2 separate regions of the Homo sapiens genome follow, and region 1 is linked to region 2. Evidence: chromatin contacts called from ENCODE POLR2A ChIA-PET data. All regions are on one chromosome and are shown on one strand. Each heading gives the region's core, a stretch centred on a gene start or an enhancer-like site at or near the end of the contact. The rest is flanking DNA. Distances are from core to core; before and after follow the strand shown.

The links. ChIA-PET counts read pairs that join two places held with the same protein, here RNA polymerase II (POLR2A).
Region 1: POLR2A ChIA-PET joins it to region 2 with 10 read pairs in activated CD4-positive, alpha-beta T cell. The contact joins two enhancer-like sites. POLR2A ChIA-PET finds 5 or more read pairs at or near these places in 4 of 52 experiments (Caco-2, OCI-LY7, PC-9 and 1 more).

The regions. Positions count from the first base shown.
Region 1 is chr1:228,311,104-228,315,612 of GRCh38, reverse strand. The region is part of intron 60 of OBSCN (obscurin, cytoskeletal calmodulin and titin-interacting RhoGEF); the gene reads right to left. Among named protein-coding and RNA genes, the nearest start is that of TRIM11-AS1, 81 kb to the left of the region's middle. RefSeq lists an enhancer at 1-294. Within about 2 kb of position 1,557, at least 4 of the 41 ENCODE cell types and tissues checked have a DNase peak (open chromatin) inside an H3K27ac peak, as active enhancers do.
Region 2 is chr1:228,176,892-228,181,245 of GRCh38, reverse strand. It overlaps IBA57 (iron-sulfur cluster assembly factor IBA57), which reads right to left. Exons shown (of 3, transcript NM_001010867.4): 3 at 1-4,354. Among named protein-coding and RNA genes, the nearest start is that of IBA57, 13 kb to the right of the region's middle. RefSeq lists a silencer at 2,104-2,398. Within about 2 kb of position 2,330, at least 7 of the 41 ENCODE cell types and tissues checked have a DNase peak (open chromatin) inside an H3K27ac peak, as active enhancers do.

The sequences.
Region 1 (4,509 bases), core at 308-2,807, 140 kb before region 2:
AGGTGAGAAACCTCACAGGTGTTCACAAGACTAGAAACTCGCCAACCGCACAACCAGGCTCAAACACAGCCATGAGGCTCAGAGCCATGCTTTACCCGCCATGGCCCTGCTGCAGCTTCACGGTCTGGGAACATCCCCCTTTCTCTGCACCCCCCAACAGAGCTACCAGACCTGCTGCCTGGTCCCTGGAATGCCATGCTCAGACTCACAACAACCAGAGACCTCCTCCCTAATCCACTGCCCTCCGCTCTCCCCTCCCTTTCTCATTCTCTTGTGGGTTCACGTGTAGGAGTCTTGAATTTGGCCACACATTCTTCATGGAAGCCACAAGTTCAGCAGCTGTGCATGCCGTGCCTACTCACAGCTCAGCTCCTGGTGCAGCGAGCTTGCCACCTACGGGGCCTGTTCCCACCTGTCCGAGCCACCTGTGTCCCAGCGCCACCGGACACTGCCTGCCATTCCACTATCACTGCACAGCCCAAGCTGTGCCAAAGCTGCCCCGGGCCTAGGGCTGCTCACCAGGCGGCCTCACCTTGCACTTGCAGCAGGGCCACTACGCGGGTGCCCGCAGCCTCACAAGAATAGATGCCACTGTCACAGGGCAAGGCCGGCCTGAAGGTCAGCCTGGCCACGTTCCAGTCCTGCTCTATGATGACACGGTGCCCATCCGTGTGCACCTCCCGCTCGTCCATCTTCCACGTGGCCTGCACGGGCCGTGAATACTGGCAGAGGAGCTCAGCCGAGCCACCCTCCTCCACGGCCAAGTCCTGCATGGCACTGACCACCTCCACCACGGGATCTGTCGGCCAACATGCCGGACACATGTCAGCCCCCGGAGCTGAGCCACCGCAGCCATCCCACCCTCTGCTGTCAGTGTTAGAGGCTTCAGCGGCAGTAAGCGCAGAGCTGTGGCAGGCAATGGCAGAGCAGTGACCATCTGGCACATGGCCCAGGGAAGGGGGCCCACCACGACAGCCCAGGGCTATCCACTGCAGACACACCTCACCCCCACCCATGGGAGATAGCACTGTCAGGCTTGGTCTCTTTTCAGGGGGGCCCCTCCTGGTCCCCTTTGCCCCTACCTCCCTCTAGCCCTGGGCACATGGCCCCAACAGGGACACACACCCTCCAAAGTCCCCCTACCCCATGCCCTCTGGCCCTGGCTCAGGAGCCAGAGCCCCAGCCCAGCTCGCCCCTTCTGCAAGGACTCTGCCATCTCTCTTGGGGTCCCCGTCCCATCTCCACTGTCCAAATCCTACTCCATAAATGGCTGTTTGCCCCAGGACCCAGGTGAACCTTCCACATTTTCTTTGAGGGCGCACAGGGGACAAAGGCACCATGTGAGTCACTGGTAGGGGGCTCCCATACGGCCAGCTCTTTCCCAGAAGGGCAGAAACCCAGCCTGAGCCCACAGCGGAGGAAGCAGGTGACAGCAGGGGTAGGCTCAGCAGGGGCTGCTCTTGCCTTCACAAGGGACTGGGTTTCATGGCTGGGCACGTGCGGCCAGCAAGGTGGTAGCCAGCAGGGCACAGGTTGGTGTCCAGCTATACCACTCCCTAAGCCCAGACTTCTCATCCACCCTCCATGCCCACCTGTGCCACTGCAGGCAGACAGCATGCATAGAGTGGTGCCCACTCTGTGGCCCTGGGGGCCAATTCCTGATCCCAGGAGCCCGCAGGAAGCATACAAAAGTGCCAGCATGGCAGAGGTTCCCATCGGCCAATACCTTTGATCAACAACTTGGCCGTGGAGACCAGGGGCCCTGCGCGGAAGATGACAGTGCCGGAGTCGGCCACCCCCAGGCCCGAGAGCATGAGGGAGTGAAAGATCCCATCTCGCACAGCGATGGCGCTCTGGGGGCCATCCTGTAGCAGGGTCCCATCCAGCCACCAGCGGGCCTCCGGCCCACCCGCGTGAGACACCTCACAGGAGAACGTGGCCACCTCCCCCGCGAAGACATCCACATTCTGCAAGCCACGTACCAGGCACGGCACTGCCTCTGCACAAGAGGGTAAGAAGGAGGGCGAGGCTGGGACACCCTGGAGTCCACAGGACTGGGCTACTTTAGGGTTCACTGGTGTGGGGGTGTGGCACAAGAATAGATTGTGTCTCTGCTCCTAAAGCCCTCAGAAATTCCTGAGTGTTCATAATGTACTCCTTTGACTACATCTCAGTTTATGCTAATGAGGTCACTCAGGTAGGGGTCCTGGACAACATCAGAATGGGCCTCTAGAAAGGCCAAGTGTTCAGAGGGTTGGAATTTTCCCACCCTCCCACCTCTAGGAAGGGGAGAGGGGAACAGAGATTATGCTCTATAAAAGCTCTTAAATGAGATTTGATGAGTTCCCAGGTTGGTGAAGATATGCAAGTGCTGGGAGCATGGCACGCCCAGAGAGGACATGGAAGGTCTATGCCCACCCCCACCCCCATCCTTTGCCCTTTAAATCTTTTCCACATGGCTATTCCTGAGCTGTATCCTTTATAACAGCTGCTCAATACAAGTATTTCTATGAATTCTGGGAGCTGTCTTAGCAAGTTAATCAAACTCAAGGAGGGGTAGTGGGAACCCCATTTCATAGCTGTTCAGTCAGAAGTGTGGGTGGCTTGGGACTTCCCACTGGCATCTGAAGTGGGGCAGTCTTGTGGGACTGAGCTCTTCATCTATGAAATCTGACTCTAACTCCACATAGAAAGTATCAGAATTGAATTGAAGTGTGGACAGCCAGTTGCTGTCTGCTAGAGAATTGCTTGGTGTTTGGCCCCCACACATCTGGTCACAGAGTGTTCTGTGCTGTGAGAGTATAATAGGAGAAAAACAGTGAGTGTGTTGTTCTCTAGAATTGGTGTCAGAAGTGGGACTTGGCCAGGCACCATGGCTCATGTCTGTAATCCCAGCACTTTGGGAGGTCAAGGTGGGAGGACTGTTTGAGCCCAGGAGTTCAAGACCAGCCTGGGCAACATAGTGAGACCCTGTGGAGGCATGTGCCTGTAATCCCAGCTACTTGCAAAGCTGCGGTGGGAGGATCGCTTGAGCCCAGGGGGTGGAGGCTACACTGACCTATGTTCACATCACTGCATTCCAGCCTAGGCAGCAGGAGACCCTGTCCCCTCACCCCCACCAAAAGTGGGACTTGCTAGAATAGCCTCGGGGCTAGTAACTGGTACAGGGGCCACCCTCGGGTCTGCCAGAGCAGACATCACCCAGACCAGGAGGGTGACCTAGGGTTAGGGAATAGAAATCCACCCAGGCAAGTTGGCCCACCCTGATCACAGAGGGAGACACAGAGGCCACCCACAGTGAGCCTGTGGAGAGTGGCTCAGCCCCAGCTCATAGACCCGCACCCCCACACACCCCTTCAGAACATGCCTGGTTTCACCCACAGGAGGCTGATGACAGGCACACGTGCCCTTCTCAGAAGGCAGAATGGACAAGCTCTAAGCCCCATGGCTGGAGTTCTTTCTGGCCTTTGGTGCCTTATCTGACCCAATGTGGGTTGGGAAGGAGAAGCCACAGGGCCTGCTACTGTGAGTGGATGGGAGTTCACCTCAGAAAGTGAGTTCCCTGTCCCTGGGGGTGTGGAAGCGGACGCTTCTCCCATCCCAAGAGGGCATTCTGTCCAGATGTCCTCCAAGGTCCCTTCAGCCCAGAATTCCAGGGCCCTTATGTTGAGTGGCAACTGCTCCCTGCCTGGTCACACAGCAGGGCCCAAACTCAAGGAGCTTCCCAGACATGTTTGTGGTCACTGCCTGCCCTGTGCCTTCCACACTCTCCTCCTCCCTCCCACCCACTTCTCAGATGGAAACTCAGGGTGGTCACGGCAGATAGGAGAATGTGCCCAGGCTACTGCTGCCCACAGAGTTGAACCCCACACCCCACAGGCAAGGGAGGAAGACAGAACCAAAGGCTTATTCCACCACCTGCTGCCTGGGATCGGGCAACAGAGATGCCCTCCATCCTTGCTTGCCCAAGAAACTTTCTGAGACCATCCTGTGAGCCTCCTCACAAAGAGAGAGAAACTGCAGTTGGCAAAGCCCAGACACTTCCATCCTATGGGGTGAGGAAGCGTGAGTAGGGAGAACTTACAGAGATACCAGCCACCCATCAGGACAACACCAGGCAAATCAGCCCCTGTGCCCACCCAAGCAGGCCCTCCACTGGAAGCCTCTCCGTGCGCTTCCTCGTGTGCACCACTGACACCCCAGCACCAGCTCCCAATCTTCCCTTGACTGTCTTCCCCAAGTGCACATCTGACCACCTCCTCATCTTGCCCCACCAACTCTTCATTCTTGTCTCCAGCAAGTTCCCAAGCTCTTCCACCACAACACCTACCTGGGCCTGGGATGGGCACCCATTTACACACCTGTGCCAGGGCCCTCACCAAAAGGTCATAGCCAGGTGTCTGTACATGAGCCAGCTCACCCAGGCTGAGAATACCTCACCTAGAGAGGGGCCAAAGCACAGCCCAGCTCCATGCTGCTCCATACAGTTGCCCACTCTGATGAATACAC
Region 2 (4,354 bases), core at 1,081-3,580:
GACAGTCCAAGATCCAGGAACTGGCCGACTTGGGAATTCCACCTCCAAGATGGTGCTTTGAACACTGGAGGGCAAGAGAGGCACAAGCGGGCTGGACTTACCCTTTCATAACATTAACTCCGCCCTTGGAGAGTGGAGCCCTCACAGCCTAATCACCTCTTACAGGCCCCATCTCTTAACACTGTTAGAATGGCAATTCAATTTCAACATGAAGTTAGCACAGTGCCTCATGCCCCAATCCCAGCTACTTGGGGACAAGAGTTGAAGACCAGCATTTAAAAACAAAAAATTTTAAAAATTAGCATGCACCTGTGGTCCCAGCTACTCAGGAGGCTGAGGTGGGAAGATCACCTGAGCCCAGAAATTCAAGACCAGCCTGGGCAATGCAGTGAGAACCCCATCTCTACAAAAAGTAAAAAAAAAAAAAAAAAATTAGCTGAGTGTGATGACTCACACCTGTAGTTCCTGCTACTCAGGAGGCTGAGGCAGGAGAATCATCTGAGCCCAGAAGGTTGAGGCTGTAGTGAGCTGTGTTTATGCCACTCCACTCCAGCCTGGGCAAGAGTGAGACTCTGTCTCAAAAAAAAAAAAAACACTCCCAACTACGATTTTGAGTTTGTTCATTTCTCCTTGAAGGACTGGCTTTTAAATTCCATGGTCTTCCCTCTATAGTTTGGAAGATATATTTCCATTCTTTTAGAGATTATCTGAAAACTCTGATAAGCCTTGTAACAGATGCTGAAGTCAGTGTCCGTGCCCTCCTTCCGACCAGTAGGGGGACTTTAGAACACTGTAGGTTTGGGCACCTCTCTCCCAACTCAACATGTGGCATCTTTTTTATAAACTCCAAAAGTAGGCATTCTAAGTAGAAGCTTCTAGATGTGGTGTTTTAGACATGCCCACAAATCCACCTTCCTGCCTATTCACTCCTTCTTCCATCTCCAGCTTCCCCACAGGATCCCTCGCCAGAAGCCCAGACATGCCTTAGACGCTCTAGGCTCTGCTGGCAGCAAACTCCGGAGTGAGGGCAGTTTCGTGGTATGAAAATGCGTTTAGCCCTCTTTTTTTTTTTTTTTTTTTTTTTTTTTTTGAGACAGAGTCTCATTCTATTGCCCAGGCTGGAGTGCAATGGCACAATCTTGGCTCACTGCAACCTCTGCCTCCTGGGTTCAAGTGATTCTCCTGCCTCAGCCTCCCGAGTAGCTGGGATTACAGGAATATGCCACCACACCCAGCTAATTTTTATATTTTTAGTAGAGACAGGGTTTCACCATGTTGATCAGGCTGGTCTTGAACTCCTGACCTCAGGTGATCCACCTGCCTTGGCCTCCCAAAGTGCTGGGAATACAGACGTGAGCCACTGCGCCTGGCCCCTCATTCTTGAAAGACGGATTTTCTGGGTACACAATTCTAGGCTATCACTATTTTCTCCCAGGACTTTGAAGATATTATTTACTATCTTTCTGGCTTCCACTGTTGCTTTTAATCAACTACTTATTTTCTTCTTTCCAGATAATCTCTTTCTTTTCTGCCTTAAGATCTCTTTGTCATGAGATTCTGTACTTTCACCAAGACGTGACTGTTTGGGTAGAGCTTTTTAACTATGCTGCTTGGGAGCTGCTGGTTCCTGAACCTAAGGAGCAGGGGCTCCTGTTGGTTTGGGAAAGTTCTCAGCCGTATTTCTCTGAATACTTGCCTCCACCCCATATTCTCTTTCCCCTCCTTCTGGAATTACTCGTAAATTGCGGATGTCATACTAAACTCTCCATCTTCTTGTCTCATCCCATCTCATATTTTCCAGCTCTGTCTTTCTGTGCTGCACTTTGGGTCATTTCTTCAAACAGTTCCCGATTCTTCAGGAAACACATCATGGAATATTTTTTAGAGTATTTTATTTTTATTTCAACAAGTTCTCTTTTTAAAATCTGCTTGGTCATTTTTATAGTCTCTTGCTTCCTGTGCATAAATTGTTTTCTTTAAATATATTAAACATCCTCATTCCATGTGATGTGTCTGCTTACTCTAAGATCAGAACATTGGTGTGTGTGCTTCTGTCTGCCTTTCTGCTGGGCCTTGTTTATGGTACTGTGTGTGTGTGTTGACAATTTCTTTCCTGTACCTTAGGATGTTTTGGTATCTCAAAAAAAAAAAAAAATTCCACCTTCTGGCTGGGAGACTGCCCCTCCCAGGCCAGCCAGTCCTTACAGATAAGGGCCCAGCTGGGTGTGCGCGCCTCCGCAATGCAGCCTCACCAGTCCAGAGCCCACCTCTATCTGGCCAGAGCACTCTGGCAGCCAGGGACCACTCCTACAGCTTGGAGCCCATGGAAATCACTCCAGCTGGCCAGCCGCACATCTGCCCTGCCTTGCCTTTCCTGGGGAAGTGCCAGGAAAGGTCTAGCAGAGGCTCTCCCAGGCTCCTGCCTCTCCTCTCGGGCTGCGCTTGACTGACCGCCTCATACAAGAACACAGAACAGGGAGCTTGTCTCCTTGGGGATTAGAAGATGATGATGATAATGATTTTACAATGAACGTATACTTCTTAGGATGTTTTCTATCTAAGGCCTGATTTGGAGGTGGGTTTCTCACAGTTTCTACACTGTCTGCCGGGCTCTGGAAATACTACCAACTGCAACTTCTCTTCTTTTTTATTCTTTCTTTGTTTTAAGACAGGGTCTTGCTCTGTTGCCCAGGCTGGAGTGCAGTGGCACAATCACAGCTCACTGCAGCCTCAACCTCCTGGGCTCAAGTGATCCTCGCACTTCAGCCTCCCGAATAGGTGGGACCACAGGTGTGGACCACCATGCCTGGCTAATTTTTTTTTTTTTAAGAGACAGAGTCTTGATATGTTGCCCAGGCTGCTCTCAAACTCCTGGGCTCAAGCAATCCTCCTGCCTCGGCCTCCCAAAGTGCTGGGATCACAGGCATGAGCCACCACACCCGCCCATATCTGGCTTTGAAAGGAAAATACAAGCATGCTTTCCTAAAGATGCACCATATACACTGTGTTAAGTAAAACAGCTCAGAAACAGACAGTCAAACACCACACGTCCTGCCTCATAACCAGGAGCTGCCCAACAGGCAATGTGGGCTCAGAAAGTGGAAGGCGGATGTGGGGGACTCTAACGAGGGGAGGCAGGAGGTGTGAGGGTAAGAAGCCCAGACTGCACCACCATGCACTATACCCACATAACACAACTGCACCTTATGCCTTGAATTCACACACACACACACACACACGAACTTCCTATGTTTTTACAACACAAACTAAAGCAGACAGGAAAAGCAGTGTGCAGTTTTGGAGCGGCTACACCAGCTCTCAGCAGATCCCAGTGTTCCTGAACACAAAGCTCTGACCCTGCCGATGCGCTTTAGGGCCTGCTTCCAAGGTCCTAAAGGCCAGGCCTTTCTGAGAGGACTAAGGACATTTTGGTGAAAACTGATTTGGTTTGTATGACAGAGGGGCTCTTTTGTTGACTGACACTTTCCTTTTTAAAGACACAGAAGAGGCTGGGCACAGTGGCTCATGCCTGTAATTGAGACCATCCTGGCCAACATGGTAAAACCCCATCTCTACTAAAAATACAAAAATTAGCCGGGCATGGGGCATGTGCCTGTAGTCCCAGCTACCCAGGAGGCTGAGGCAGGAAAATCACTGGAACCTGGGAGGCAGAGGTTGCAGTGAGCAGAGATTGTGCCACTGAGCTCCAGCCTGGCCAACAGAGCAAGACTCCATCTCAAAAAAAAAAAAAAAAAAAAAAAAGGACACAGAAGAACACGAAATGTGTTTGATCTGAACCAAGTATTTTGAGATCCTGACACCTGCAGAGACCTGAAGACACTGAGGGGGCACAGGATGGCTCAGGCGGCACCTCACTCTGGAGTGGAGTGCTTCCTTCCTGGCTCACCTCCTAGCCCTCACCCAGCCACACCCACGGGACAGGCTAGGATGCTCCCAGATGCTGCAGCACTCAAGGAGGCCCCACTGGAAAAGCCAGGCAACTTCAGGCAGATGACAGAGCCGGGACACTTTGAGCTCGAGGCACAGACCCTCATTCCAGGGGTGCATGCCCCTCATGCAGGAGACACCAGCTCTTGGTGACACAGGCCACAGGCACCCACTCCTGGCTGAGCTGGAGAGAAAACTGGCTGGGAAGCTGATCAAATGTCTCCATGCCAGTTTAAAGCAGCAGCCAGTGGGGCTGAAAAGGTTGCAGGGATGCTGGTCTGGAATCCATCCTGCGCTGGGCGCTTCCAGACCATGACCTGTCCAAGAGGGGCTGAAGGCCACCGGCTCTCAGGACCGCAGGGGTCAGGGCCACCTAGCTGTTTCCTTGCCCATAGGAGAGCTGACT